Regions from separate parts of the Homo sapiens genome. Here region 1 is linked to region 2. Evidence: read pairs that join two places in POLR2A ChIA-PET (ENCODE). Cell type or tissue: CD4-positive, alpha-beta T cell. All regions are shown on one strand. Each heading gives the region's core, and the rest is flanking DNA. Links, peaks and the distances in the headings are about the cores only. Region 1 holds the start of ARHGEF18 (Rho/Rac guanine nucleotide exchange factor 18). Region 2 holds the start of TUBB4A (tubulin beta 4A class IVa).

Region 1 (15,671 bases), core at 8,594-11,093, 840 kb before region 2:
CAGCTCAGGGGCCCAGGGACCCCTGGTTTGAGGAGAAGCCAAGCCCTTTAGCACCCTCTGTCCCTTAAACCCAGTCTTACAGGCCTCTTACCCTGGCTGGACAAGACAATCTTAGGGAAATACAAGTACAAACTGGGTCCCTCGGGGAGCCTGGGTGTGCATGGATGTCTGAGTGTTTGTGTGTGTGTGCGTGCCATCGTCTTGGTGGGTTTGATGATGCATTTCCATGTTGTGTAGAGAGCACGTGCTTTTGGGTTTGTGATTCTGTGTTTCAGGGTGAGTTCTGAATATCAGCTTGTCAATGTGGGGGTGTATTTGATTATCTAGATAGTTTTAAAAGTGTCTCTGTGATTGTCTGTGTGTGTGTGTGTGTGTGTGTGTGTGTGTGTGTGTGTGTGTGTGAAGCCCATTGGTATCCGTGAGGTCAGATTTAACTACATGACTCATCTGTGTCTTGGGGAGATCTGTTTCTAGTATCTATGAGGTGGTTTTGGTGTCCGCCTGGGTTTCTGTGTTTCTACATATTTGTGTCTTCATCTGTTTCTGTTTTTTGTTTGTTGTTTGTTAGTTTTGAGATGGGTCTTGCTCTGTCACCCAGGCTGGAGTGCAATGGCGTGACCACAGCTCACTGCAGCCTCCAACTCCCGGTCTCAAGGGATCCTCCGGCCTCAGCCTCCTGAGTAGCTAGGACTACAGGTGTGTGCCACCACACTGGCTAAGTTTTGTATTTTTTGTAGAGCTGGGGTCTCACTATGTTGCCCAGGCTGGTCTCAAAACTCCCAGGCACAAGCGATCCTCCTGCCGCGGCCTCGCAAAGTGCTGGGATTGCAGGCATTGAGCCACATCACCTTTCTCTCTGTACCCAAGTGTGGGGTATGGTGTGTGTGTGTCAACGAGTGCTCATCCGTGCAGGTGCTGCCCCCTCGTGGTGGAAGCTCCTTTATCAGCGTCTTCACTCCTTGTGTCTGAAAAATCCCTGCTTCAAATCCTGGCTTCAAATCCCAGCTCCTCCAGCACGTACTTGCTGTGTGACTCCCTCCTTCAGTCTCCCAATTGTTTACATTACTTCCCAGCCCCAAATCACCCCCAGCCCCAAATCAGCCTCCCAAAGTGCTGGGATAACAGGCATGAGCCTGTTATTTTTTAACTTTTATTTTTGAGACAGGATCTCACTCTGTTACCCAGGCTGGAGTAGTATGATCTATAGCTCACTGCAGCCTCGAACCCGTTGGCTCAAGCAATCCTCTTGCCTCAGACTCCTGAGTAGCTGGGAATGTACATGCATGCTATCACACTTGGCTATTTTTTTTACTTTTTTCTTTTTTGTAGGGATGGGGTCTTCTATGTTGCCCAGGCTGGTCTCAAACTCCGAGCTTCAAGTGACCCTCCTGGCTCAGCCTCCAAAGTTTTGGGATTACAGGCGTGAGCCATGGCACCCAGCCAAATCTCACTTTAAAAATACAACAGGGATATCTATTTCTTTTCTTTTTCTTTCTTTCTTTTTTTTTTTTTTAGACAGAGTCTTGCTCTGTCACCCAGACTGGAGTGCAGTGGCTGATCTCAGCTCACTGCAACCTCCAACCTCCACCTCCTAGATTCAAGCGATTCTCCTGCCTCAGCCTCCCTAGTAGCTGGGATCACAGGCGTGCACCACCATGCCCAGCTAATTTTTGTATTTGTAGTAGAGGCAGGGTTTTGCCATGTTGGCCAGACTGGTCTTGAACTCCTAACCTCAGGTGATCCTCCCACCTCGGCCTCCGAAAGTACTGGGATTACAGGTGTGAGCCACCACACCTGGCTAAATCTCACTTTAAAAAAATACAACAGGGATATCTATTTCTTTTTCTTTTTCTTTTCTTTTCTTTTTCTTTTTTTTTTTTGAGATGGAGTTTCACTTTTGTTGCTGAGGCTGGAATGCAATGGCGCAATCTCGGCTCACTGCAACCTCTGCCTCCCGGGTTCAAGTGATTCTCCTGCCTCAGCCTCTCAAGTAGCTGGGATTACAGGCGCCCGCTACCATGCCTGGCTAATTTTTTGTATTCTTAGTAGAGATAGGGCTTTGCCATATTGGCCAGGCTGGTCTCGAACTCCTGACCTCAGGTGATCCAACCACCTCAGCCTCCCAAAGTGCTGAGATTACAGGCGTGAGCCACTGCACCCAGCTGGAATATGTATTTCTAATGATGGCAGGCTAGCTTATTGCAGATTTATTCTCCCACCAAGAACAAATAGAAAAGCTGGACAAAATTGGAAGAGTGAAAAACCACCCTTGCTTGGAAGGCATTGGCAGTCAGAGTTGGAAGAATCACGGCCCTGGAAAGAAAGGAAACCTAGGGGCCAGGCGCGGTGGCTCACACCTGTAATCCCAGCACTTTGGGAAGCCGAGGTGGGCAACTCACTGGAGGTCAGGAGTTCGAGACCAGCCTGGCCAACATGGTGAAACCCCGTCTGTACTAAAAATACAAAATTAGCCAGGCATGGTGGTGGATGCCTGTAATCCCAGCTATTCAGGAGGCTGAGGCAGGAGAATCGCTTGAACCTGGGAGGCAGAGGTTGTGATGAGCCAAGATCATGCCACTGCACTCCAGCTTGGATGACAGAGCAAGAGTCTATGTCAAAAAAAAAAAAAAAAAAAAAAGGCCAGGCACGGCGACTCACACCTGTAATTCCAGCACTTTGGGAGGCCGAGGTGGGCGGATCATGAGGTCAGGAGATCGAGACCATCCTGGCTAACACTGTGAAACCCCGTCTCTACTGAAAATACAAAAAAATAGCCGGGCGTGGTGGCAGGCACCTGTATTCCCAGCTACTCGGGAGGCTGAGGCAGGAGAATGGCGTGAACCTGGGAGGTGGAGCTTGCAGTGAGCCCAGATCATGCCACTGCACGACAGCCTGGGTGACAGAGTGAGATTCCATCTCAAAAAAAAAAAAAAAAAAAAGGAAACCTAGGAAAGTGAGAAGGACATAATGTAATGCTTTTCCCTCACAAACAAGTTGTTGATTTGAACACAGTTCTTGAGTGAGTGGGAGGCAGACCAGAAAAAGCCTGAGAACCTGAATGTAGCTCTTAGCAATCTTATGTTGGGGAAATAAACATTGGAATTCAGGGCCCAAAAAGAGGAGGTGATTGCCACCCCTAAAAGACTACACCCTAGGAGCAAGGAGGGACCAGACATAGACTAGCCCTCACCGAGAGCAAAATCCATCTTCAAGTCAGCATAGGTCACAATCAGATTAAAGTGATCTTTCCTTTCTCTAACTGCCTGCCCAAAGCAAAAATAAACGCTCTATGGAGGAAAATGACACCATAAAGAGACACAAATTATCCCTATAGTTTTTCACAAACAAGGCCTGGCATTTAATCAGACTACCAGGCATACTAGAAGACAGAACCTCATGACCAAAAAACAAGAAGAAACACAGACAATAGCAACAGCCCTACAGGAGATAAAGATGCTAGAATTAAAAATACAACAGGCCAGGTGCAGTGGCTTACATCTGTAATCCCAGCACTTTGGGAGGCCAAGGCAGGTGGATCACCTGAGGTCAGGAATTCAAGACCAGCCTGGGTAACATGGTGAAACCCTGTCTCTACTAAAACTACTAAAATTAGCCAGGTGTGGTGGTATGCATTTATAATCCCAGCTACTCAGGAGGCTGAGGCAGGAGAACTGCTTGAACCCAGGAGGTGGAGGTTGCAGTGAGCTGAGACTGTGCCACTGCACTCCAGCCTGGGCAACTCTGTCTCAGAAAAAAAAAAAAAAAAGAGAGAGAGAGAGAGGCAGAGAGAAAATACAGTAGCATATGATACAGGGATGGCTGGATGGGATCCTTAAGAAGTCCACTCTAGCTGGGCACAGTGGGTCATGCCTGTAATCCCAGCACTTTGGGAGGCTGAGGTGGGGGGATCACAAGGTCAGGAGATCAAGACCATCCTGGCTAACACGGTGAAACCCCGTCTCTATTAAAAATACATAAAATTAGCCGGGCATGGTGGCGGGCGCCTGTAGTCCCAGCTACTTGGGAGGCTGAGGCAGGAGAATGGCGTGAACCCGGGAGGTGGAGCTTGCAGTGAGCCGAGATCGTGCCACTGCACTCCAGCCTGGGCAATAGAACAAGACTCCATCTCAAAACAAACAAACAAACAAACAAACAAACAAACAAAAGAAGTCCACTCTAGCAGACTTGCTTACAGATTGAGATCCACCATGGGTATGACCCAGAACATTTCAGAAGATGGTGGGACTGCTCAGGAAGGAAGGCCTGGGGACAAGGTCAGTATGAAGGCATAGGTGAGGCTGACAATGTTTTCTGATCTATTACGTGCCAGACACTGCACTAAGATCTCACAGACCAAACTTCATAAAGGCTGAGCGAGGTGGTTCATGCCTGTAATCCCAGCACTTTGGGAGGCCAAGGCAGGCAGATCACCTGAGGTCAGGAGTTCAAGACCAGCCTAACCAATATGGTGAAACCCTGTCTCTACTAAAAATACAAAAATTAGCTGGGCATGGAGGCGTGTGCCTGTAATCCCAGCTACTTGGGAGGCTGAGGCAGGAGAATTGCTTAAACCCGAGAGGCGGAGGTTGCAGTGAGCTGAGATTGCACCAATGTACTCCAGCCTGGGCGATAGAGCAAGATTCTATCTCCAACACACACACACACACACACACACACACACACACACACACACACACACACACCCACCCCAAAAAACTCAACAGCCTTTTAACAGATGAGCAAACGAAAGCTCAGAGCAGTTAAGTCATTTGCCCAAGGCCACATAGAGGCCAGGGAACTGGGATTTGAACGCCCAGCTGTCCAACACAGTCACCATGTCATCTACAACAGTATCGAGCATCAACATATGCCCATCCCTTTGTCATGGGCTAGGGGATGCCCAGGGAGGCATGGGAGACAGCCCAGACCAGAAGCACCGACGTGTTTGCAGTTGCCATCTACTGGTTCTTCAAGGCATAATGAAAAGGCTGCCTCTACCAAGCAGCCCTCCCAGAGTGACTCCCAGTCACAGCAAGGGAGTTGAAATGTGGCTGATTATGAGGGCAACCCTTTCCTGACCTCCTTTGGTTGTCATGTTCTTTTCTCAGAACTGCAGGTGACCTGGCCTTGGAGCATCAGCCCCCAGCGTCACTTCCTAGCTCCATCCTCTCTGGCCCCAGCTGTCCACTCTAGCTCAATTCACTCCCTCCTGGTTCTGGGGCCACCTTCCTAGACCTCAGGGTGCCTGAAGCCTGCCCTGCAGCATTGGGGGCTGGCAGGAAACAACAGACTGGGTGTGCCCAGCAGAAACCGCAGCCTTCCTCCCCCACCCCTCCCAGTCCCAGGCAGGCGGTGGTGCAGGAGGTCCCCCTAAGAAGGGGCCACGAGAGGAGACAGGGGATGTCTCCCAAGGGGGAGAACCCTCACCTGGAGGAAGGCTGCCTGGGTGGAGGGATGTGCTCTCTGGATGATTTCAGATCAGGACAAGACCCTTCTCAGGGCTGGTTGTCAGCCATCAGCCTTAAGTGTGAGTTTGTTTTGACAGTGGATTCAGAATCTGCAACAGGGAGGTTCTTGGGGGGCCCGGAATCTGCAGTTTAAGATGCAAAGGGCACCTGAGCCTTTGCCCCAGCTCCCCCATTCATTCTCTGTCTCCTGTCTCCACGCAGGAGGGCCTTGGCTACAAGGAGCTCTATCGTCCTTTCTTTGCTTTTCTTTTTCTTTTCTTTGTTTTGAGACTGAGAGGCTCACTTCAACCTCTACCTCCCGGGTTCAAGCCATTCTCCTGCCTCAGCCTCCCGAGTAGCTGAGATTACAGCTGCCCGCCACCACGCCTGGCTAATTTTTGTATTTTTAGTAGAGACGGGGTTTCACCATGTTGGCCGGGCTGGTCTCCAACTCTTGACCTCAAGTGATCCGCCCTCCTCAGCCTCCCAAAGTGCTAGGATTACAGGTGTGAGCCACCGCGCCCGGCCTCCACCCTCCTTTCTTACCTAGCAGCCCCTCAAGGATCCCCGTCCCCTGGGGTGACCTCTTATGACCACAGATCTCTGCACAATGAACGCAAGGGTCAAACAGCTTCCCCCACCCACTCAGGAAGCAAGTTGACTGCAAGGGGGAGAGAAACAGTGATGTATGTCTGCTCGCTGTCCCCCTAGACTTCCCAGACCCCACTGCCACTCTGTCCCGATGGGTCCATCTCTCTCCACTTCCCAGGATAAGTACTTACCAGATAGAGCTCAGTTCTTCAACCTGCAGGCACCTAGCCTGGCTAACAGCTCCTGCAGCTCCCATGACCTACGGCCAGCGTTTCGAGCTGGCCCAAGGGAACCGCTGGCTGGGTAGAGCCTGGGATAACCACAGAATGACCCAATAGCACCTCGACTTCCTCTTTCTCAACTGCCTGCCTGCATGCTTGCCACTCTGCTCCCAGCTGCAGGCCAATCTAGGGGCCTAAAAAGAGCCCAGAGGATGGGGGTTCTGGAGGCAGAGAGCCCTGCTCCCACCCCTCAGCCCTGCGCATGCAGGTGTCTTGAGGAGGAGGGGTGGGGAGCTGGAGGGAGGCCCAGCGTCCTCAACCCCCACCCCAGCAGCTTCCTGTGGAACCAACTGCTGAAGAGGAACAGGGTGTGGGGGCCTCACCCAGGCACATGGGTGTATAGACAGCAACATATAGGGACGTGCAGGTCATGTGTATCCGTAGAGACTCAGGCACCCAGACACACACCAGCATGGTGGGTACACACAGAGAGACAGAAACACACGTGGCTACATTGTTACATGGGTACCTGGAAGCTGGCGGAACAACATGGTGTGCTGGTAACGTTTAACAACCACCTCTCCGATTTGTAGCCATTGCCAATTCTCCTGGTGTAAATACCCCCAGCATGGCCGATTTCACCTACCAGTGTGATGTCACCGAGTGTGGAGTTGATAGGAAATGCTCAGATTTGGCTTTTTTTAGAAAACAACAACAACAACAACAAAAAACTGTTTATTTTATTTTTAGAGATAGGGTCTCATTCTGTCATCCAGTCTGGAGTGCAGTGGAAAAATCATAGCTCACTGCAGCCTCAATCTCTTGGGCTCAAGTGATCCTTCTGCTTCAGCCTCCTGAGTAGTTGGGATTACAGGCACATGCCACCATGCCTGGCTAAGTTTTTTGTTTACAGATAATTTATGTATAATTTATATATACTTTATATATAATTATATATGGATTATATATAGACTTATATATAATTTATATATAATTTTTTATATATAATTTTTCTTTTGAGACAGGCTCTCACTCTGTCATCCAGGCTGGAGTGCAGTGGGGGTGATTTTGGTTCATTGCAACCTCCATCCCCTGGGCTCAAGTGATCCTCCCACCTCCGCCTCCTGAGTAGCTGGGACCACAGGCACACATCACCACGCCTGGCTATTTTTTTTTGGTTTGTATTTTTAGTACAGACAGGGTCTCACCATATTGCCCAGGCTGGTCTCGAACTCCTGGGCTCAAGCAATCCTCCCACCTTGGCCTCCCAAAGTGCTGGGATTAGAGGCACGAGACATGGCGCCCAGCCTAAGTTAATTTTTTTTTTTTGTAGAGACAGGGATTTTATTATGTTTCCCAGGCTGGTCTCAAACTCCTGGGCTCAAGCAGTCCACCCGCCTTGGCCTCCCAAAGTGCTGGGATTACAGGCATGAGCCATGATGCTCCACTAAACTTGGCTCTTGGGCTGGCTTCAGCCTGTCACTGGAGTGAGTACTCTACAAAAAATTTAAAACTTCGCCACATTTGGTGGTGCCTGCCTGCAGTCCCAGCCGCTCCGGAGGCTGAGGCGGGGAGGCTCACTTGAGCCCAGGTGTTCAAAGCTGCAGTGACCTATAATTGTGCCACCGTACTCCAGCCTGGGTGACAGAGTGAAATCCCATTTTTTTTAAAGAAAGTTAAAATGGTAAATTTTACGTTATGCCTATTTTACCACATTTAAATTAATCACTTTAACATTATTTTTGCTGCATTTTCCATAATCTATGCTTTTTTTCCTTTTCCTTTTTTTTTTTTTTTTTTTTTTTTTTTTTTTTTTGAGATGGAGTCTTGCTCTGTTGCCCGGGCTGGAGTGCAGTGGTGCAATCTCAGCTCACTGCAACCTCTGCCTCCTGGGTTCAAGTGATTCTCCTGCCTCAGCCTCCCAGGTAGCTGGGATTATAGGTGACCCCCACCACACCAGGCTAATTTTTGTATTTTTAGTAGAGACGGGATTTCACTATGTTGGCCAGGCTGGTCTCGAACTCCGGACCTCAGAGGATTCGCCCACCTCAGCCTCCGGAAGTGCTGGGGTTACAGGTGTGAGCCACCACACCTGGCCTCATAATCTATGCTTTTGATGTTGCTTTTGTGTATGGAACCTGTTTGGTAGAAATACTGTATAATGGTTTGCTGCTGTCCATATCTTTCTGACTCACTGTTCGGTGGCATCACTTGAAATTGGCTGTGGCGAGAGTATTTACACCATGAGGACTGGCAATGCTATAAATCAGTGCTCTCCACTGGAGAGGTTCAACATTTACCAGCACACTACTGCACAGCGGTGCACACAGATGGTTTTGGGATACTGCACAATCACACTTCACACATGGTCACACATAGGCACAGGGACTCACAGAGGCAGATACAAGTGTGCACAACTACATGTAGGAGCCACCCCACACACAGAGGACACGAGACACATGCACGTGCACAACAGAGCACAACAGCGCTGCACAACAGGGCTGCAGGCTCCTGGAACACAAAGCTCAAGGACACACCCAGAGGACACACAAGGATACGCAAACACAGACACGTGTGCTCATGGGCACAACTTCACACAGGAGCATGCAGTGTCATGTGGACATGCAGAATGGGCATGCAGACACACATACACAACAAACACCCCGACACACATGTGGACTCACAGCCACAGTCACACAGAACACTCACACACACACACACACACACACACACACACGAGCAGATGCTGCTGGCCAGGCGCGGTGGCTCATGCCTATAATCTCAGCACTTTGGGAGGCCGAGGCAGGTGGATCACCTGAGGTCGGGAGTTTGAGTCCAGCCTGGCCAACGTGGTGAAAACCCATTTCTACTAAAAATATAAACATTAGCCGGGTGTGGTGGCATGTGCCTGTAATCCCAGCTACTCGGGAGGCTGAGGCAGGAGAATGGCTTGAACCCGGGAGGCGGAGGTTGCCGTGAGCCAAGATCATGCCACTGCACTCCAGCCTGGGCAACAGAGTGAGATTCCATCTTAAACAACAAACAAAAACAAAACAACAACAACAAAAAAGAGCAGATGCTGGCCACCTCTGAGAACACCTCTGGAGACACTGACTTGCACACCGGTTGCCACGGGACCACTCAAAATCACTAACACACAGACCCGGAAAGCCCTCACCACAAACACTCACTGGCCCATAGCGCCGCGCTTGTCCCTGGGGACACAGGTGGGGCCATCCCCAGAATCACACCAACGAGACACACACAGAACACAAGGAGACACAGATATACACAGATTTGCACACACCCATTCTGTAACCAGTTGATTATTTCTTTCAGGCAACATGCATTTATCGAGCACCTACTGTATGCCAGGCACTGTGGCAGGTGTGGGATCACGGTGAACAAGACAGACACAAACCCCCGCCCTGCAGGAGCTCCAGCTGGGGGAGGCAAACAGTGAATCAGGAAACACACCTAGGAGATAAATTCAGGTGCTGTGAATTGCCGCAACAGGAAGTAAACAGAGTGATGCGATAGAGTGGGTGGGGGAGGTTGATGCTTTAGCTGGGAAGGTCAGGGAAGGCCATTTGAGCTGAGATCTGTAAGCTCAGAAGAAGTCAGGCATATAAATCAATGTCTAGCTGGGCGTGGGGGCTCACGCCTGTAATCCCAGCACTTTGGGAGGCCGAGGCGGGTGGATCACGTGAGGTCAGTAGTTCAAGACCAGCCTGGCCAACATGGGGAAACCCCATCTCTTCTAAAAATACAAAAATTAGCCGGGTGTGGTGGCGTCTGTCTGTAATCCCAGCTACTCGGGACACAGAGGCAGGAGAATTACTTGAATCTGGGAGGCAGAGGCTGCAGTGAGCCGAGATTGTGCCACCCTACTCCCACCTGGGTGATAGAGTGAGAAAAAAAAAATCTAGGGGAAAGTTATTCTGGGTGGTAAAAACTGCCAGGGCAAAGGCTTGGAGGCAAGACTGAGCTTGGGGTGTTTGAGGAACAGAAGGAAGCAGGTGTGGCTGGAGCCAGGCGGAGGAGGACTGTCACAGGACCCAAAGTGCTGGGATTACAAATACGACACACCGCACCTGCCCTTTTCTCCCACTTTTGATAGAGACATAGCAGAGTGAAATATTTCTGTGCTGTAGAAATACTCTGTGCTGTTTGGGAGTACCGTCCACACTTCCTGTCCACGCTTCCCCACTCTCTGAACCCTGGCCTCTGTCCCCACTGCGCCCCGGACACCTGATATTGGCCTTAAGGCCGAATGCAGAGGCCACCCCTCGGCTGTGCACACCTGGCTCCCTTCCTTCCCCTCCACCACCCCGTCCAGCCCGCAGGGAGGGCCACCACCTGCTCTACCCTTTACTGCTTGCGTTGGTGGGAAAAGACACATAACATAACATTTACCCTTTTACCTTTTTTGTTTGTTTGTTTTTGAGACGGAGTCTCGCTCTGCTGCCCAGGCTGGAGTGCAGTGGCACGATCTCGGCTCACCGCAACCCCCGCCTCCCAGGTTCAAGCAATTCTCCTGCCTCAGCCTCCTGAGTAGCTGGGATTACAGGCACCTGCCACGACACCTGGCTAATGTTTTGTAGTTTTAGTAGAGATGGGGTTTCATCCTGTTGGCCAGGCTGGTCTCGAACTCCTGACCTCAAGAGATCTGCCCACCTCGGCCTCTCAAAGTACTGGGATTACAGGCGTGAGCCACCGTGCCTGGCCTTAACCATTTTTTTAAATTTAAAAAATGATTTTTAAAATGTGTATACATTTAAGGAGTATAAAGGCAACTTTGTTACATGGATAGATTGCGCAGCAGGAAGCCTGGGCTTTAGTGTAACCATCGCCCAAGTAATGTACATTGTAGCCATTAAGTCATTTCTCATCCCTTACCCCTCCCGCCCTTCCTCCTTTACCCCTTCCGGGTCTCCACTGTCTAAAATTCCGCACTATGACCACGTATACACATGATTTAATTCCCGCTTATAAGTGAGAACATGCGGTATTTGACTTTCTATTTCTGAACTGTTTTACTTAAGATGATAACAGCCTACAGTTCCATTCATATTGCTGCAAAAGACATGATTAATTCTATATTTTAACCCTTTGTTTTTGTTTGTTTGTTTGTTTGTTTTTGAGACAGGGTCTTTGTCACCTGGACTGGAGTGCAGTGGTGGGATCACAACTCACTGCAGCCTCAATGTCCCAGGCTCAAACAATCCTCCTGCCTCAGCCTCCCGAGTAGCTGGGACTACAGGTGCGTGCCACCATGAGCGGGTAATTTTTAATTATTTTTTGTACAGAAGGGGTCTCATTATGTTGCCCAGGCTGGTCTTAAACTCCTAGACTCAAGCAATCCTCCCATCTCAGCCTCCCAAAGTGTTGGGATTACAGGCATTAGCCACTGCCCCCAGCCCATTTTAACCTTTTTTTTTTTTTTTTTTTTTTTTTTGAGACAGAGTTTCTCTCTTGTTGCTCAGGCTGGGATGCAATGGCGCAATCTCTGCTCACTGCAACCTCCACCTCCTGGGTTCACGCGATTCCCCTGCCTCAGCCTCCCAAGTAGCTAGGATTACAGGCACCTGCCACCATGCCCAGCTAATTTTGTATTTTCAGTAGAGACAGGGTTTCACCATGTTGGCCAGGCTGGTCTCAAACTTCTGATGTCAGGTGATCCACCCACCTCGGCCTCCCAAAGTGCTGGGATTACGGGCGTGAGCCACCGCCCCTGGCCCTTGTTAACCATTTCTAAGTGCACAGTTCAGTGGCATTAAATGCATTCGCATTGTTGTGCAATCATCTCCAGCACTTTCTCATCTCCAAACTGAAACTCTGTCCCCATGAAACCCTCGCTCCCCATCTCCCTCCCCAGCCCCTGGCACCCACCATTCTGCTTTCTGTCTCTGTCAATCTAGTGACGGTAGGGACCTCCTATAAGTGGAATCACACAGGATTTGTCCTACTGTGCCTGGTTTCTTTCACCCAGCGTAATGTCTTTAAGGTCCATCCATGTCAGCAGGTGTCAGAATTTCCTTCTTTTTGCATCTGAATCATATTCCATTGGTGGATAATTGGGTTATTTCTATCTTTTGGTAATTGTGAATCATGCTGCTAAGAACATGGGTGTATAGGCTGGGCGTGGTGGCTCACGCCTGTAATCCCAGCACTTTGGGAGGCCAAGGCGGGTGGATCACGAGGTCAAGAGATCGAGACCATTCTGGCCAACATGGTGAAACCCCGTCTCTACTAAAAGTACAAAAATTAGCTGGGCGTGGTGGCGCTCGCCTGTAGTCCCAGCTACTTGGGAGGCTAAGGCAGGAGAATTGCTTGAACCCGGGAGGCGGAGGTTGCAGTGAGCCGAGATCGCGCCACTGCACTCCAGCCTGGGCGACAGAGCGAGACTCCATCTCAAAAAAAAAAAAAAAAGAACATGGGTGTATAAACATTTGTTTTGAGTCCCTGCTTTCAACATTTGGGTATGTACCGCTGGAGAGATTTTTTTTCCTTCCTTCCTTCCTTCCTTCCTTCCTTCCTTCTTCTTTTGTGGTGTTGTTTGTTTGTTTCTGAGACAGAGTCTCACTGTGTTTCCCAGGCTGGAGTGCAGTGGCGTGATCTCGGCTCACTGCACTGCAACCTCCGCATCCCGGGTTCAAGCGATTCTCCTGCCTCAGCCGCCCGAATAGCTGGGGATTATAGGCATGTGCCACCACACCTGGATAATTTTTGTATATTTAGTAGAAACAGAGTTTCACCATGTTGGCCAGACTGACCTCAAACTCCTGGCCTCAAGTGATCCACCTGCCTCGGCCTCCCAAAGTGCTGAGATTGCAGATGTGAGCCATCACGTCCAGCAGAATATATGCAATAGAACACAGGTCAGCAAAGTATAACCTTTAGGCCAAGTTTAACCCAATGCTTACTTTTGTAAATAAAGTTTTTATTCTTGTTTTCTGAGAGACAGGGTCTCATTCTGTCACCCAGGCTGGAGTACAGTGGTGTGATCATAGCTCACTGCAGCCTCGACTTCCCAAGCTCAAGCCAGCCTCCCTCCTCATCCTCTGGAGTAGCTGCGACCACAGGCATACAACACCGCGCCTTGCTATTTTATTTTATTTTTGTCCTTTTGAGACAGAGTCTTACCCTATTGCCCAGTCTGGAGTGCAATGGCGCAGTCTTGGCTCATTGCAACCTCCGGCTCCTGGGTTCAAGAGATTCTCCTGCCTCAGCCTCCCAAGTAGCTGGGATTACAGGCATGTACCACAATACGTGGCTAATTTTTTTTTTTTTTTGTATTTTTAGTGGAGATGGGGTTTCACCATGTTGGTCAGGCTGGTTTTGAACTCTTGACCTCAGGTGATCCACCCACCTCGGCTTCCCAAAGTGCTGGGATTACAGGCATGAGTCACCCTGCCCGGCCTTATTTTATTTTTTGTAGAGACAGGGTCTCGCTATATTGCTCAGGCTGATCTCAAACTCCTGGGCTCAAGTGATCCTCCCACCTCGGCCTCCCAAAATGCTGGAATTACAGGCATCAGCCGCCCCTGGAGGGTTTTAAGCAGGGGCCTGTGAACCTATTTTGCTTTCAGCTTTAAAAGATGCCTTGGCCAGGTGCGGTGGCTCATGCCTGTAATCCTAGCACTCTGGGAGGCCGAGGCAGGCGGATCGTGAGGTCAGGAGTTCAAGGCCAGCCTGGCCAATATGGTGAAACCCCGTCTCTATTAAAAATCCAAAAATTAGCCGGGCATGGTAGCACACGCCTGTAGTCTCAGCTACTCGGGAGACTGAGGCAGGAGAATCGCTTGAACCTGGGAGCCAGAGATAGCAGTGAGCCAAGATCGTACCACTGCAATCCAGCCTAGTGACTCCATCTCAAACAACAACAACAAAAAGCCTTTTTCTTCCAGCCTTAGCTGCTATCATGGAGATGGCCACGTGGGGGCAGCACTTCCCCATGGCTTCTCCTCTGGCCAGAAAGACCACAGAAAGCAAAACAGGAAAAAAAACCGACCCTTGTGGAAAGCCGGAAGGCTTACAGGGGCCAGGCAGCAGCCTGAGTTAGTGAGGGCCATGGGGTGTGAGACACGGGTTTGCCCTTCCTTCTACCACGCTTATTTTTTTCTTGGAGTAGTCTCACTGTGTTGGCCAGGCTGGTCTCAAACTCCTGGCCTCAAGTGATCCTTCCTCCTCGGCCTCCCAAAGTGCCGGGATTACAAATGTGAGTCACCACACCTGGCCTTTTCTCCCACTTTTGACAGAGACGTGGCAGAGTGAAATATTCCTGTGCTGCAGAAAACAACATAATTTCAGTTGGGTTAAAGATGAAATGTGAACAATAAACCAATACAGATCATAGAAGGAATTTACAAGGCTATTTTTACAATTGAGGGTTGAAAACATGCTTTTTTTGAAATTGTTGTGTGTGTGTTTTAACTAAGACAGAAAACCCAGAAGCTATGAATGAAACCACAGAAATACTTAATACATAAAAATCTATATAAACGTGGCCGGGTGCAGTGGCTGATGCCTGTAATCCCAGCACTTGGGGAGGCTGAGGCAGGTGGATCACTTGAGGCCAGGAGTTAGAGACCAGCCTGGCCAACATGCAGAAACCTTGTCTCTACTAAAAATACAAAAATTAACTGGGTGTGGTGGTGGGCACCTATAATTGCAGCTACTCGGAAGGCTGAGGCAGGAGAATCACTTGAACCCTGGTGGCAGAGGTTTCAGTGAGCTGAGATCTCACCACCACACTCCAGCCTGGGTGACAGAACAAGACCCTGTCTCAAAAACAAAACAGAACAAAACAAAACGAAACAAACAAAAAACTATATAAACATCTGTTAAAAATCTTATAATAAAAATAAATATAACTAACAGAATAATTTTATAAATTATCAGGGAAGTATATACAAAAGCAATAAAGAAAGATGAATTGGTTGCCTGAGAAGGGTTGGTACCTTTATATGCAAAGAGATTTCACACATTGATAAGAAAAAAACACAACAGAAATAGAAAATTAAGAATTTGGGGCCGGGCTTGGTGGCTCATGCCTGTAATCCCAGCACTTTGGGAGGCTGAGGCAGGTGGATCAGTTGAGGTCAGGAGTTCGAGACCAGACTGGCCAACATGGTGAAAATTAGCTGGGCAGGTGGTGGGCACCTACAGACCCAGCTACTTGGGAGGCTGAGGCAGGAGAATCGCTTGAACCTGGGAGGCAGAGGTTGCGTCAGTGAGCTGAGATCGCGCCATTGCACTCCAGCCTGGGCAACAGAGGGAGACTCTGTCTCAAAAAAAAAAAAAGAAGAAGAAAAAGCAAGAAAAGAAAAAAAGAGAAAGAAAGGGTGTGAACAGGCATGTCTCAGAAAAGCACAGACGGGAGCCAAAGAATGATGAAAATATAGTTCCC
Region 2 (15,671 bases), core at 7,064-9,563:
TGCCACATCCGGCCTCCTTAAACTGTGAGAGCAACTGCACACCAGCTACACCTGCACCGGGTGCCCAGACGAGGTCCTCACTGCTAGGCAATGGGGTGGGTAGGGAAGAGGAGTTCAGAAAGTGTCCCCTCCCCATTCCAGCCCCAGCCCTAGCTGATGTCAACACTCCTCCCTCCCCATCTCCCAGGAAATCCTTCTATTATTATTTCTTTTCTTTTTCTTTTTCTTTTGAGATGGAGTCTTGCTCTGTCTCCCAAGCTGGAGTGCAGTGGTGCAATCTTGGCTCACTACAACTTCCCCTGCCCAGGTCCAAGTGATTCTCAAGCCTCAGCCTCCCAAGTACCTGGGACTACAGGTGCCTGCCACCATGCCCAGCTAATTTTTTGCATTTTTAGTAGAGACGGGGTTTCACTGTGTTGGCCAAGCTGGTCTCGAACTCCTGACCTCAGGTGATCCGCCCACTTCGCCCTCCCAAAGTGCTGGGATTACAGGTGTGAGCCACGGCACCTGGCCCTATTTTTTTATGGTTTTTTTTTTGTTGTTGTTGTTTGTTTGTTTGTTTGTTTTAATAGAGATGGTATCTGGCTTTGTTGCCCAGGCTGGTCTTGAATTCCTGGCCTCAAGTGATCCTCCTGCCTCAGTCTCCCAAAGTGCTGGGATTACAGACATAAGCCAACACACCTGGCTCAGGAAATCCTTCTAGTTTATTTACTTAATTATTTTAAATTAGGGACAGAGTCTCACTTTGTTGCCCAGGCTGGTCTTGAACTCCTGGCCTCAAGCGATCTTCCCTGCTTGGCCTCTTAAAGTGATTACCCGTGTGAGCCACTAGGAAATCCTTCTATTCTGAACATGCCTTCTTCGGGATGTACTGCATGGGGTATCTGGTGGCAGTAGGCCCAGCAAGGCCAGAGAATGCTCCATTGTCCCCCTCCCCACCCCTTCCAGCACCCCCCACCCCATAATTGGTCCCAACAGTGCCAGGCACGGCTTCCACAGAGCTTGTGTGTGTCCCTGGAGTTGGGAGGGCTTCTCTTAAGACTCATTCAGCATCCCTGTCTCAGAACAGTAACCGTTCCAACCCTCTGTCTCCCGCTGCCTCTAGCTGGAGAGGGCCCATGCTGGCTGTGTCAATGCCCAGGGCTGGGCTCCACCCTGGCAGAGGAAAAGGAAATCAGACTCTACCGTCTGGGTGGGGAGGTGGAAGGAGGGGCCGGGGAGAAGGGGTGGCAAGGACCTTGGGAAAAGGGCCAGTGACCCACAGGCCAAGTACACAAAGACAGCATACATTCCGATGCTGGAAGCTGACAGCACACATCAGAGCCAGCCGGGAACACCGGGCACCGTGGTGGGCAGACACATGACACGGAGAGGCCCAGGCCACGGAGCACGTGACAGTCACACGGCTGCCTCAACACCAGCAACATTTTCCTCCTGAAAGACAACTCACTGGATTGCCAGCCTTTTGGGTTTTTTTGTTTTTTTTTTCTTTTGACACAGAGTCTCGCTCTGACACCCAGACTGGAGTGCAGTGGCGCAATCTCAGCTCACTGCAACCTCCGCCTCACGGGTTAAAGCAATTCTCCTGCCTCAGCCTCCCTAGTAGCTAGGATTACAGGCACCTGCCATCATGCCCGGCTAATTCTTGTATTTTCAGTACAGACGGGGTTTCACCATGTTGGGCAGGCTGGTCTCAAACTCCTGGGCTCAAGCAATCCACGTACCTTGGCCTCCCGAAGTGCTTGGATTACAGGCATGAGCCACTGTACCCCGCCTCTTTTTTTTTTTTAAGATCAAATAACTGGATGGGCATGGTGGCTCACGTCTGTAATCCCAGTAATTTGGGAGGCCAAGGTGGGCAGATCACCTGAGGTGAGGAGTTTGAGACTAGCCTGGTGTGATGGCCAACATGGTGAAACCCCGTCTCTACTAAAAGTACAAAAATGAGCCGGGTGTGGTAGTGTGCATCTGTAATCCCAGGTACTCAGGAGGCTGAGGCAGGAGAATCACTTGAACCCAGAGGCAGAGGTTGTAGTGAGCCAAGATCATGCCACTGCACTCCAGCCTGGGTGACAGAGCAAGACTCTGCCTCAAAACAAAAAACAAAACAAAAAAAGTCAAATAACAAAGTAACTCCAACATCCTGTAGCGATAAAGAGCAGGGTCTTTGGACCTGGAATGCGGGGCTCTTTTGACTCTATTCCCAGCCTCAACAGTATGGGACAGTCAGGTGAGATACTCAACTTCCTTAGGCCTCCATTTTCTCATCTGTAGAATAGGCATAGAACAGCAACTACCTCCTAGGTTGTGGTTTCATCAGCTAAAAATATAAACAAGCTGGCCAGGTGCCATGGCTCACGCTTGTAATCCCAGCACATTGGCAGACCAGCCTGGCCAACATGGCGAAGCCCCATCTCTACTAAGAATACAAAAATTAGCCGGGCGTGGTGGTGGGCGCCTGTAGTTCCAGCTACTCAGGAGGCTGAGGCAGGAGAACCACTTGAACCCGGGAGGTGGAGGTTGTGATGAGCCGAGATCAGGCCACTGCACTCCAGCCTGGGTGACACAGTGAGACTCTGTCTCAAAAAGTAAATAAATAAGTAAAATATAAACAAGGCCAGGTGCAGTGGCTCATGCCTGTAATCCCAGCACTGGGAGGCCAAGGTGGAGGTTGCAATAAGCTGAGATAGGGCCACTGCACTGCAGCCTGGGAGACAGAGTGAGACTCCACCTAAAAAAATAATTATATATATATACACACACATATATATATACACACATATATATATACACACACACATATATATACACACACACACACACACAAGCTGACACAGCAAGCACTTGAAAACAAGATCTGGCCATAGATCTGGTCTACACAGCACTATTATTATTAATAATAGGCAGAGTGGGCCCTCTCTGTCCCCTCGGGGAGGATGAGGAGCTGGGGTGTATGTCAACAATTTCTCGAGGCTCACAGAGAGGGTGGAAACGTTGCCCCAGCCCCAGATGACAGGCAGATCACACCAACAAGGAGGCAGGCCTTTTCCTGGTTTTATGGACCTCAGAAAGAGAGATCAATTTTTTTTTTTCTTTTTGGAGAGAGGGTCTCTCTGTCACCCAGGCTGGAGTGCAGTGGTACAATCTCAGCTCACTGTAACCTCTGCCTTCTGGGTTCAAGTGATTCTCATGCCTCAGCCTCCTGAGTAGCTGGGACTGCAAGTGTGCGCACCATCATGCCCAGCTACTTTTTGTATTTTTAGTAAAGACAGGGGTTTCGCCATGTTGGCCAGGGCAGCCTTAAACACCTGGTCTTCAGTGATCTACCTGCCTCAACCTCCCAAAGTGCTGGGATTACAGGCATGAGCCACCACGCCCAGCCCACATAACTGCTTTTAAAGCTGGAAGAATCTTCAAACTTTCAGATATTCGTGAGCAAGATAAGAAGCACAGGGGCCGCGGCCGGGTGCGGTGGCTCACGCCTGAAATCCCAGCACTCTGGGAGGCTGAGGCTAGTGGATCACCTGAGGTTGGGAGTTCGAGACCACCCTGACCAACATGGAGAAACCCCGTCTCTACTAAAAATACAAAATTAGCCAGGTGTGTTGGCACATGCCTGTAATCCCAGCTACTCAGGAGGCTGAGGCAAGAGAATCCCTTGAACCTGGGAGGCAGAGGTTGCGGTGAGCCGGAGATCGCACCATTACACTCCAGCCTGGGCAACAAGAGCGAAACTCCGTCTCAAAAAAATAAAAAAGAAAAAAGAAGCATAGGGGCCAGGCGTGGTGGCTCACGCCTGTAATCCCAACACTTTGGGAGGCCGAGGCGAGTGGATCACCTGAGGTCAGGAGCTTGCGATCAGCCTGGCCAACATGGTGAAACCCTGTCCCTACCAATAATACAAAAATTTGCTGAGGGTGGTGGTGCACACCTGTAATCTCAGCTACTCAGGAGGCTGAGGCAGGAGAATCACTTGAACCCCGGAGTTAGAGGTTGCAGTGAGTTGAGATCGTGCCACTGCACTCCAGCCTGGACGACAAGAGCAAAACTCCGTCTCCAAAAAAAAAAGAAGTATAGGTGGGGAGGGGTTTTGGAGGGTTTTTGTTTTTTTTTTTTTTTTGAGATGGTGTCTCACTCTGTCGCCCAGGCTGGAGTGCAGTGGCGCAATCTCGGCTCACTGCAAGCTCCGCCTCCTGGGTTCACGCCATTCTCCTGCCTCAGCCTCCTGAGTAGCTGGGACTACAGGCGCCCACCACCACACCCAGCTAATTTTTTTTTTTTTGTATTTTTAGTAGAGATGGGGTTTCACCGTGTTAGCCAGGATGGTCTCGATCTCCTGACCTCGTGATCTGCCCAACTCGGCCTCCCAAAGTGCTGGGATTACAGGCGTGAGCCACCGCGGCCGGCCGTTTTTTAAAGCCACTGTTAGGTGTGGGTCAGAGAAACCTTAGGATGCCTTCAAGATTGTGCTGGAGCTGTAAAGAGTGCTAAGCCAAATTACTTTCCTATTGGAGCTATACTATGCGAGTAAATAAAAAATCATTTGCTGGCCAGGCGCAGTGGCTCACACCTATAATCCCAGCACCTTGGAAGGCCAAGGCAGTGTCTCACGTGTCCGTGTGAAGAGGCCACCAAACAGGCTTTGTGTGAGCAACAAGGCTGTTTATTTCACCTGGGTGCAGGCGGGCTGAGTGGGAAAAAGGAGTCAGCAAAGGGTGGTGGGATTATCATTGGTTCTTATAGGTTTTGGGAGAGGCGGTGGAGTTAGGAGCAATGTGTTGGGGGCAGGGGTGGATCTCACAAAGTACATTCTTGAGAGTGGGGAGAATTACAAAGAACCTTCTTAAGGGTGGGGGAGATTACAAAGTACATTGATCAGTTAGGGTGGGGCCGCAACAAATCACAATGGTGGAATGTCATCAGTTAAGGCTATTTTCACTTTTTTTGTGGATCTTCAGTTGCTTCAGGCCATCTGGATGTATACGAGCAGGTCATAGGGGTTACAATGGCTTAGCTTGGGCTCAGAGGCCTGACAGGAAGGAGGACCACTTGAGCCCAGGAGTTTGAGACCAGCCTGGGCAACATAGCGAGACCCTGTCTCTACAAAAAATGCAAAAATTAGCCAGGCCTGGTGGTGCCCACCTGTAGTCCCAGCTACTCAGGAGGCTGACGTGGGAGGATCACCAGAGCCTGGGAGGTCAAGGCTGCAGTGAGATATGATCACACCACTGTACTCCAGCCTGTGCAACAGGGTGAAACTGTCTCAAAAAAAAAAAAAAAAATGGCGGCCGGGTGCAGTGGCTCACGCCTGTAATCTCAGCACTTTGGGAGGCCAAGGTGAGGGGAATCACCTGAGGTCGGGAGTTCAAGACCAGCCTGACCAACATGGAGAAACCCTGTCTCTACTAAAAATACAAAATTAGCCGGGCGTGGCAGTGCATGCCTGTAATCCCAGCTACTCGGGAGGCCGAGGCAGGAGAATCGCTTGAACCCAAGAGGCGGAGGTTGAGATGAGCAGAGATTGCACCACTGCACTCCAGCCTGGGCAAGAAGAGCGAAACTCCATCTCAAAAAAAAAAATAGCTTGCTAAAAAGATAAAAACATACATACACACATACTAACTGAGTTGAGGGAGAGAGAGTATATAAGTCACAGAAGCTAAGGGATCGCCCCACCAAACCCATATAAGGTCTAGCCCCTCTGGAATTTATTCTGGCATCTAGTGTGAGCGAAGGGGCTAACACAAATTTTTTCCCAAAATAATTAACACAGGATTTCTCAGCCTCAACCCTGTTGACATTGGGCCTGCATCATTCTCTGGGGTGGGGCCGTCCTGTGCACTGAAGGGCTTTCAGCAGCATCTCTGGCCTCCACCCACTAGATGCCAGTAGTGCACACATAGTCTCACACACACATCCCCGCCCCCATCTGGGTACGACAACCAAAAATGTCTTCAGATATTGCCAAGTGTTCCCTGGGAAGGCAATATCACCGCTCCCCCGCCCCCCCGACACACACACACACACACACACACACACACACACACTCTCACACACACGCTGTTGAGAGCCACTGGTCAAATTTAGTGGTCATTGGGCAGGGCACGATGGCTCACATGTGTAAACCCAGCACTTTGGGAGGCTGAGGTGGGAGGATTGCTTGAGCTCAGGCGTTGGAGACCAGCCTGGGCAACATAGCAAGACCCCCATCTCCACAAAAAAATACAAAAATTACCCAGGCATATTGGTGCATGCCTGTAGTCCCAGCTACTCGGGAGGCTGAGGTGGGAGAATCACTTGAGCCCAGGAGTTCGAGGCTGCAGTGAGCCATGGCCATGCCACTGCACCCCAGCCTGGATGACAGGGCAAGAAATTAAAAAAAAAGAATTTGCTGGGCGCGGTGGCTCGCGCCTGTAATCCCAGCACTTTGGGAGGCCAAGGTGGGCAGGTCACGAGGTCAGGAGTTCGAGACCAGCCTGGCTAACATGGTGAAAGCCCGTCTCTACTAAAAATACAAAAATTAGCTGGTCATGGTGGTACGTACCTGTAATCTCAGCTACTGGGGCGGCTGAGCCAGGAGAATGGCTTGAACCCAGGAGGCAGAGGTTGCAGTGAGCCGAGATGGCACCACTGCACTCCAGCCTGGGTGACAGAGCAAGACTCTGTCAAAAAAAAAAAAAAAAAAAAAAAATTAGTGGCCATGGCAAATGTGAGGTCCCAACCACATGGCCAAGATGGCTTACCCCACCTCCCACCAGCAATACACCAAAGTCCTTGAGTGGGAAAGTCAAGGATGGGAGGCGAGGAGGAGACTTCCTGGGAGGGCGGGACTGGAGGCTGTCCAAGGAAGCAGCCCCAGGAGGCTTGACCTTCACATGAGGGGCAGCACAGGAAGTCCAGTCCAGCCTCTGATAATACTTAGACTCGAGAAAGATACAATTTATTGTTGACTCTGCAGGAGGGGAGACTATCGCCACCTTGTTAACTGGGTCATCGCATAATCAGACCCTGGAGGGTGGGCCTTCCTCACCACCCCAACTTGCAAATGTGAAATTCAGACACAGAGAGGAGCACCAGGGCAAGGTCATACACCTAATGCTACAGGAAATGCAGAGGCAAGGGAGATGGTGGGTAATAAATTATAATACTGAGCTGGGCGCAGTGGCTCATGCCTGGAATCCCAGCACTTTGGGAGGCTGAGGCAGGAGGATCTCTTGAGCTCAGGAGTTGGAGAGCAGCCTGGACAACATAGCGAGACCCCATCTCTACAAAAAATCTTGAAAATTAGCCAGGCGTGATGGCATGCACCTGCAGTCCCAGCTACTTGGGAGGCTGAGGTGAGAGGATTGCTTGAGCCCAGGACATTGAGGCTGCAGTGAGCTATGAGCATGCCACTGCACTACAGCCTGAGGGACAGAGCAAGACCCTGTCCGAAAATATATATATATAGGCCGGGCGCGTTGGCTCACGCCTGTAATCCCAGCACTTTGGGAGGCAGAGGTGGGCAGATGGCCTGAGGTCAGGAGTCTGAGACCAGCCTGAACAACATGGAGAAACTTTGTCTCTACTAAAAATACAAAAAAATTAGCCGGGCGTGGTGGCACATGCCTGTAATCCCAGCTACTCGGGAGGCTGAGGCAGGAGAATCGCTTGGACCTGGGAGGCTGAGGTTGTAGTGAGCCGAGATTGGGCCATTGCACTCCAGCCTGGGCGCCAAGAGCGAAACTCTGTCTCAAAAAAAAAAAAAAAAGGGTATAGATATAGATAAAGATAAATTACAATACTGGAGAGGAGGGGTGTTATTTTGGGAAAGCGAGGCAGCCCTGGGGACTCACTGTCCCCCTCCCAATATGAACCCAGCTGTCTTACTCCTCCACTCTCCTCCTTAGGCCAGGCTGGGGGTGACCCCACCTGGGACGAGCTCAATGCCCAGTAGAGGTGTACCAGGGGAGCCCACCAGCATCTGCACCCAATCATGGGAGGAAAATCGTGGTTTTACTATGCAGCTTCAGGACAAGCCCTCCAGGAACCTACCGCCCCCCACCCGCAAACCAGATCGCCGCTCCGGAGCCCCCAGCCCACTGGGAGGGCTCGCGGTTACTGCAAGGATTCTGGCGAATGAGGTCTAAATAGAATGAGAAGGGGGGCTGCGGACCGAGAAACTGAGGCAAGGCCTGGGGCGGGAGGGTGGAGGCTAAGGGGGAGGGGCAGGACTTCTCAGATGCCTGTTTACCAGGCGCTCCCCTCCCTTCCTCCGCCCAATTTCTGCGGGTGGCCAAGCCTGGCTGGGGGCTGGGACGGGGGAGACTGCACTGGTGGCTCCCTAAGGGGCCTCACCCCCAAGGCAGGGGTCGGAGCACGTGGCGTCCCGGACTTCTCTGGGAGGCCCCCTGGGGAGGGAGGTCCCTGCACCACCTCCCCCCACCCCAGCCCCCTCCATCATCCCGGGGCGGGACCAAGGGGCGGAGCGGGAGGGTGACCGGCCGTGACGCGTGCCCCGCCCGCTCATATAGCGGCTCCCGGGGGCGCAGGGACCGTGCTCCGCCGTCTCCGCCGCATCTTCCACCCTCGCCGCCGCCGCAGCTCCCCGCGCTCGTGCCACCGCCGCCGCGTCCACCCTCAGCGCCACCGCCATGCGGGAGATCGTGCACCTGCAGGCCGGCCAGTGCGGCAACCAGATCGGGGCCAAGGTGCTCGGGGAACGGGGCCCGGGGAGGCAGTGGCGGCCCCGGGGAGCACCGCGGGGTCGGTCCCCGGAGCACCCCGCAACCTGGGAGTCTTTGGAAAGGAATGAGGTCCCCAGGAGGCCAGCGCGCCCCAGGGGCCTTGGGGGAAGGGTCGCGGGGTGGGGGTGGCAGGGCCAGACTGGGAACAAAGAGGCTGCGGAGAGTGGGAGCCAGCCTTCTGTCCGCCTGTCACAGCTGGGCCCACAGCTGGGCCACTGTCCCCTCCTCACGCACAAAGAGCCCCGGTGCCTCCCCCGGGCTGCAGCCTGGGTGCGCTGGCACCAGCCGGCCCCGCTGGGTGCTGACTCGGCTGCACCCCGCCCCCACCGCTCCTTCTTGCTGCCTCATCCTCGCCCCGACACCATGCCTCTAGGTCCCCCGTTCACCTTGCTGGGGGAGAGGTGGCAGCTAGGGAGCTAGTTGGGGGCTGGGGGCAGTCCTCGGCTTGGCCACCGGCTTCCCCTCTCTCAACTCTTCCGACCACCTCTCTCTCTAGTTTTGGGAGGTTATCAGTGACGAACATGGCATCGACCCCACAGGCACATACCATGGGGACAGTGACCTGCAACTGGAGAGGATCAACGTGTACTACAACGAGGCCACAGGTAGGGCGAAGGAGGCACCTTCCAGGTGGGAAGGGGCAGCTGGGAGGGAACAGGATGCTACCGGGCGCCTGTGGTTCCTGGCACGCATCGAACTGCCCTCCATCTGTTTCCCTGCAGGAGGAAATTATGTCCCCAGAGCGGTGCTGGTGGACCTGGAACCCGGCACCATGGACTCTGTCCGTTCTGGCCCCTTCGGTCAGATCTTTCGGCCGGACAACTTCGTGTTTGGTGAGTCCCCCAGCAGGGAGCCAGAGGCTGGAAAACCTCCTTATTCCTGCTAACACCACAGAGTCAACAGCCACCACCGGGGCCCACAGACCAGAGATGGGGTGGACAGGGCACCAGGCACCAGCCCTGCATCCAGGGCTGTGATGAGGGGATGCTCAGGCCACTGTGAGAGCCCTGAGGAGGGCGGATACAGAGAAGGATTCAGGGAAGTCTTCCTGGAGGAGGTGGCATTTTAATTCAACGGTCTGAACCGGAACCAGACTGCCTGGGTGCACATCCCAATTCTGCCACTTCATGCATTCAACAAACAGTGAGCACTCACTGCATACCAGGCCCTGTTCTAGAAGCTGGAGATCCAGGTAAGAATCAAACAGCCGGAGCTCCCTCTCTGCCCCAGTGCAGCTCCCATTCTGGTAGAAGGTGATAGGCCACAAAGGAGATAAATAAGTAAAGCTCTGCCAGGGGTTGATTCAGATGGATAACTTAGGATGGGCTCCTCAGCCTTTCTGGGCCTCAAAAATCCTCTTTTTTTTTTTTTTTTCAGACAGGGTCTGTCTGTCCTGCTGTCACCCAGGCTAGAGTGCAGTGGCATGATCACGGCTCACTGTCACCTCCACCTCTGGGCACACGTGATCCTCTTGCCTCAGTCTCCCAAGTAGCTGGACCTACAGGCATGCACCACCACACCCAGCTAATTTTTTAGTTTTCTTTGTAGAGAGGTGGGTCTCTCTATGTTGCCCATGCTGGTCTCAAACTCCGGGACTCAAACGATCCACCCAACTCAGCTCCCAAAGTGCTGGATTACAAGCATGAGCCACCTTGCCCGGCCTCCTCGTCTTTAAAACAGGGATTTCACTGGGCATGGTGGTTCATGCCTATAAACCCAGGACTTTGGGAGGCTGAGTCAGGAAGAGAGCTTGAGGTCAGGAGTTCGAGACCAGCCTGGGCACCATGGTGAGACCCTGTCTCTACAAAAAGAAAAAAATTTTAATTAGCTGAGTGAGGTGGTGTGCACCTGTAGTCACAGCTACTCGTGAGGCTAAGGTAGGAGAATCACTTGAGCCTGGGAGGTTGAGGCTGCCATGAGCTATGATGGTGCCACTGCACTCCAGCCTGAGCGATGGTGTGAGACCCCATCTCTAAAAAAGATCAAATAAAACAGGGATTCTAAAATGCTATTAGAATTGTGAGGCTCAGGGTGGGCACGGTGGCTCACACCTGTAATCCCAGCACTTTGGGAGGCCGAGGCGGGTGGATCACCTGAGGTCGGGAGTTTGAGACCAGCCTGACTAACATGGAGAAACCCCATCTCTACTAAAAATAAAAAATTAGCCAGGCATGGTGGCACATGCCTGTAATCCCAGCTACTCGGGAGGCTGAGGCAAGAGAATTGCTTGAACGGCAGAGGTTGTGGTGAGCCAAGATCATGACACTGCACCCCAGCGTGGGCAACAAGAGTGAAACTTCGTCTCCAAAAAAAAAAAAAAATTGTGAAGCTTAAAGTCATGAATATGTGTAGAGTTTAGAACAATGCCTGACACAGAGAAAGAGGTAAATAAGCATTTGTCGTTGTTTTCATTACTATCTGCAGTCTAGAATGTGAGTAGGATTTGGACTGGCCAAAGGGCATGGAAGGGAGGAAAGATGTTTAAGACGGAGGCAACAGCATATGTGAAGATAGTGGGGTGTCCACACCCTGGGACAATCCTTCCGGGAAAGCTTTCCTGGCTCCAGCTGGCTGCATGTCCCCACCCTGGCTCCACCCGCCTCCAATACTCCCAGCATGTAAGACGTGCTAAATGCAGGACCTGTCCTGCCTCTCTGAATCTTTTCCGCAACTCGCCTCTTACTTCCATTTTACAGGTGAGAAAACAGAGGCACAGAGACGTTAGGTCACTTGCAGAAAGTCACACTGCAAGCCACTGGGGCTGTCAGGAGCCAGAGGAGAGGGTCTGACTACTAGGTCCACGCTTTTTTTTTTTTTTGAGACGGAGTCTCCGTTGCCCAGGCTGGAGTGCAGTGACGCAACCTCCACCTCCCAGATTCAAGCGATTCTCCTGCCTCACGAGTAGCTGGGACTACAGGCATGCATCACCACACCTAGCTAATTTTTTGTATTTTTAATAGTGACGGGGTTTCGCCATGTTGGCCAGGCTGGTCTCCTATTCCTGACCTCTCAGGTGATCTGCCTGCCTCTGCTTCCCAAAGTGCTGGGATTACAGGCATGAGCAACCGCGCCTGGTCTGAGCCCACACTTTTAATGCTCCTCCCACCCCCTGGCCACCCAGAGGCCATAGAATCTCTTGGCCCAACTGTAAGCCCTCTGGTCCTCCTGAAATCACTCACACCATTTGGCCAATCTCATTTCATCTTGATTTCACCCAGCCATTTCCCAAGGACCTATGATGGGCCACGGCCACAAAACTGCATCATTATGTTTTGAAATCTTCCAACAGATCAGAAAGGGGAAGTCACTTGTCCAAGGTCACACAGTTTGTCTTGTCAGTCCCGAGAATCTGCAGTCTAAACCACCAGGCTCGGGAGGAGGAGGGAGGGGGTGACCAGAGGTGGCTTCTCTGAGGATGTGGCATTGAGCTGAGACCTGAAGGAAGTGAGGAAAAAGTCAGGTGAATACCTGGGGGGAAAGCATTCTAAGCAGCCAAGCCACTAGTGCAAAGGCCCCAGGGCAGGACCACACCTGGAAAGCTGGAGTAACAGCTGCGGCTGAAGCAGAGTGAGGGAGGGGATGGGGCAGGTCCGGCAGGGCCTTGTGGCCTGCAGGGAGGATTTGGGCTTTGACCCCAAGGTAGGTGGGAGCCATGGAGGGCTGTAGGCAGAGGAGGGACGGGACCTGACTTACTTGCTCTCAGGTGTCCTCTCGTGGGTACTGTGGAGAGGACAGACTGGGTGATAAGGGTAGGAGCCAGGGGACCAGGACAGAGGGAATTGAACTTATCCAGGAGGGTGATGCTGGAGCTGAACTAAGGTGGAGACAGATGAGGGGTGAAAGAAAACGTTAGCTGTTCACAGTAATACCGGCCAATATTCTTTTTTTTATTCCATTTTTTTTTTTTTTGAGACAAAGTCTCACTCTGTCGCCCAGGCTGGAGTGCAGTGGCGCGATCTCGGCTCACTGCAAGCTCCACCTCCTGGGTTCACGCCATTCTCCTGCCTCAGCCTCCCGAGTAGCTGAGACTACAGGCACCCACCACCACATCCAGCTAATTTTTTCTATTTTTAGTAGAGACGGGGTTTCACCGTGTTAGCCGGGATAGTCTTGATCTCCTGACCTCGCTATCCGCCCGCCTCGGCCTCCCAAAGTGCTGGGTTTACAAGCGTGAGCCACCACGCCTGGCCAATATTCTTCTTTTTTTTTTTTTTTTTTTTTGAGACGGAGTCTTGCTGTCGCCCAGGCTGGAGTGCAGTGGCACGATCTCGGCTCACTGCAGGCTCAGCCTCCCGAGTAGCTGGGACTACAGGCGCCCGCCACCTCGCCCGGCTAATTTTTTGTATTTTCAGTAGAGACAGGGTTTCACTGTGTTAGCCAGGATGGTCTCGATCTCCTAACCTCGCAATCTGCCCGCCTCGGCCTCCCTAAGTGCTGGATTACAGGCATGAGCCACTGCGCCTGGCCAATATTCTAATACTGATTCTTTTCCTCCGGGAGCTTGCATTCCACAGTGAGCTTGCAGACAATAAACATGATTAACAAGAAAACACAGGCCAAGCATGGTGGCTCACGCCTGTAATCCCAGCACTTTAGGAGGCCATGGCAGGTGGATTGCTCCAGCTCAGGAGTTCAAGAACAGCCTGGGCAACATGTCGAAACCCCACCTCTACAAAAAAAAGATACAAAAATTAGCCAGATCTGGTAGCATAAGCCTGTAGTCCCAGCTACTCAAAAGGCTGGGGCAGGAGGATCACTTGAACCTGGGAAGTCAAGGCTGCAGTGAGCCATGATTGCACCTCTGTACTCCAGCCTGGGCAACATACCAAGACCCTGCCTGAAAATGATATTATTATTAATAATGATGTTAAATATTAATCTTTTTATTGTTATTATTTATTTGTTTTAGAGACAGGGTCTTGCTCTGTCTCCCAGGCTGCAATGGTGTGATCATAGCTCACTGCAGCCTCCAACTCCTGGGCTCAAGCAATCTCCCACCTGAGCCCCCCTAGTAACTGGTACTACAGGTGTGCCACCACCATGACTGGCTAATTTATATATATATATATATATATATATATATATATATATATATTTTTTTTTTTTTTTTTTTTTTTTTTTTTTTGTAGAGACATGGCCTCACTAGGTTGCCCAGGCTAGTCTTGAACTGCTGGGCTCAAGCAATCCTCCCACCTCTGCCTCCCAAAGTGTTAGGATTACAGGCATGAGCCACTGTGCCCAGTCTTGGTTTTTTTTTAGGCAGGGGGCGGGGGAGTGTTTTGTGTGTATGTGTGTTTTTGAGATGGAGTCTCACTCCGTCACCCAGGCTGGAATGCAGTGGCTCAATCTTGGCTACCTGCAGCCTCCTCCTCCCAGGTTCAAGCAATTCTCTTGCCTCAGCCTCCCGAGTAGCCAGGGACTACGATCGCTCACCAGCACACCTGGCTATAATTGTTATTATTTATTATTATTATTATTATTATTATTTTGAGACGGAGTCTCGCTCTGTTGCCCAGGCTGCAGTGCAGTGGCACAATGTCGGCTCACTGCAAGTTCCGCCTCCTGGGTTCACGCCATTCTCCTGCCTCAGCCTCCCGAGTAGCTAGGACTACAGGCGCCCGCCACCACTCCCGGCTAATTTTTTTTGTAATTTTAGTAGAGACGGGGTTTCACCGTGTTAGCCAGGATGGTCTCGATCTCCTGACCTCGTGATCCGCCCACCTCGGCCTCCCAAAGTGCTGGGATTACAGGTGTGAGCCACCGCACCCGGCTATTTGTTATTATTTTTGATAGTTACTAGTATTCAACTACTAGAGGCCCTCCAGGTGGTGGAGAGACAGAGTCAAGGGTTGGGGCTCCCCATAACTGCATGTGTGTCCCCTCCCCTTCCCTCTCTAGGCCAATCCGGAGCCGGCAACAACTGGGCAAAGGGGCACTACACGGAGGGCGCAGAGCTGGTGGACGCTGTCCTGGACGTAGTCCGGAAGGAGGCCGAGAGCTGCGACTGCCTTCAGGGCTTCCAGCTGACCCACTCGCTGGGGGGTGGCACGGGGTCCGGAATGGGCACGCTGCTCATCAGTAAGATCCGCGAGGAGTTCCCAGACCGCATCATGAACACCTTCAGCGTGGTGCCCTCGCCCAAAGTGTCAGACACGGTGGTGGAGCCCTACAACGCCACGCTGTCTGTGCACCAGCTGGTGGAGAATACGGATGAGACCTACTGCATCGACAACGAGGCACTCTACGACATCTGTTTCCGCACCCTCAAGCTGACCACCCCCACCTACGGGGACCTCAACCACCTGGTGTCGGCCACCATGAGCGGGGTCACCACCTGCCTGCGCTTCCCGGGCCAGCTGAACGCCGACCTGCGCAAGCTGGCCGTCAACATGGTTCCCTTTCCTCGCCTGCACTTCTTCATGCCCGGCTTCGCACCCCTGACCAGCCGGGGCAGCCAGCAGTACCGGGCCCTGACGGTGCCCGAGCTCACCCAGCAGATGTTCGATGCCAAGAACATGATGGCGGCGTGCGACCCGCGCCACGGCCGCTACCTGACCGTGGCCGCCGTGTTCCGGGGCCGCATGTCCATGAAGGAGGTGGACGAGCAGATGCTGAGCGTGCAGAGCAAGAACAGCAGCTACTTCGTGGAGTGGATCCCCAACAACGTGAAGACGGCCGTGTGCGACATCCCGCCCCGCGGCCTGAAGATGGCCGCGACCTTCATCGGCAACAGCACGGCCATCCAGGAGCTGTTCAAGCGCATCTCCGAGCAGTTCACGGCCATGTTCCGGCGCAAGGCCTTCTTGCACTGGTACACGGGCGAGGGCATGGACGAGATGGAGTTCACCGAGGCCGAGAGCAACATGAATGACCTGGTATCTGAGTACCAGCAGTACCAGGACGCCACGGCCGAGGAGGGCGAGTTCGAGGAGGAGGCGGAGGAGG

Evidence for each region. Peaks named below come from ENCODE experiments on the same cell type or tissue, not always from the same donor. Only the 100,000 strongest peaks of a DNase experiment are listed, where the experiment ranks them.
Region 1: POLR2A ChIA-PET joins it to region 2 with 5 read pairs; 1 of 35 experiments calls an interaction of 5 or more read pairs at or near these places.

What each region holds. Positions count from the first base shown.
Region 1 is chr19:7,339,800-7,355,470 of GRCh38, reverse strand. It overlaps ARHGEF18 (Rho/Rac guanine nucleotide exchange factor 18), which reads right to left and starts at 6,534. Exons shown (of 29, transcript NM_001367823.1): 1 at 6,230-6,534. RefSeq lists a silencer at 889-1,008 and enhancers at 10,518-10,587, 14,060-14,129, 14,190-14,299. In CD4-positive, alpha-beta T cell, for the core only: no CTCF peak of the experiment used is centred there; DNase peaks (open chromatin) are centred at 8,880 and 9,790; H3K4me3 peaks cover 1,884 bases; H3K27ac peaks cover 1,862 bases.
Region 2 is chr19:6,495,175-6,510,845 of GRCh38, reverse strand. TUBB4A (tubulin beta 4A class IVa) reads left to right here and starts at 8,537. Exons shown (of 4, transcript NM_006087.4): 1 at 8,537-8,690; 2 at 9,223-9,331; 3 at 9,449-9,559; 4 at 14,625-15,671. The coding sequence starts at 8,634. RefSeq lists enhancers at 3,141-4,052, 6,014-6,153, a cis regulatory region at 5,659-6,136 and silencers at 8,281-8,550, 8,561-8,740, 8,911-9,020. In CD4-positive, alpha-beta T cell, for the core only: CTCF peaks have their summits at 8,431 and 8,657; DNase peaks (open chromatin) are centred at 8,615 and 9,031; H3K4me3 peaks cover 1,158 bases; H3K27me3 peaks cover 1,325 bases.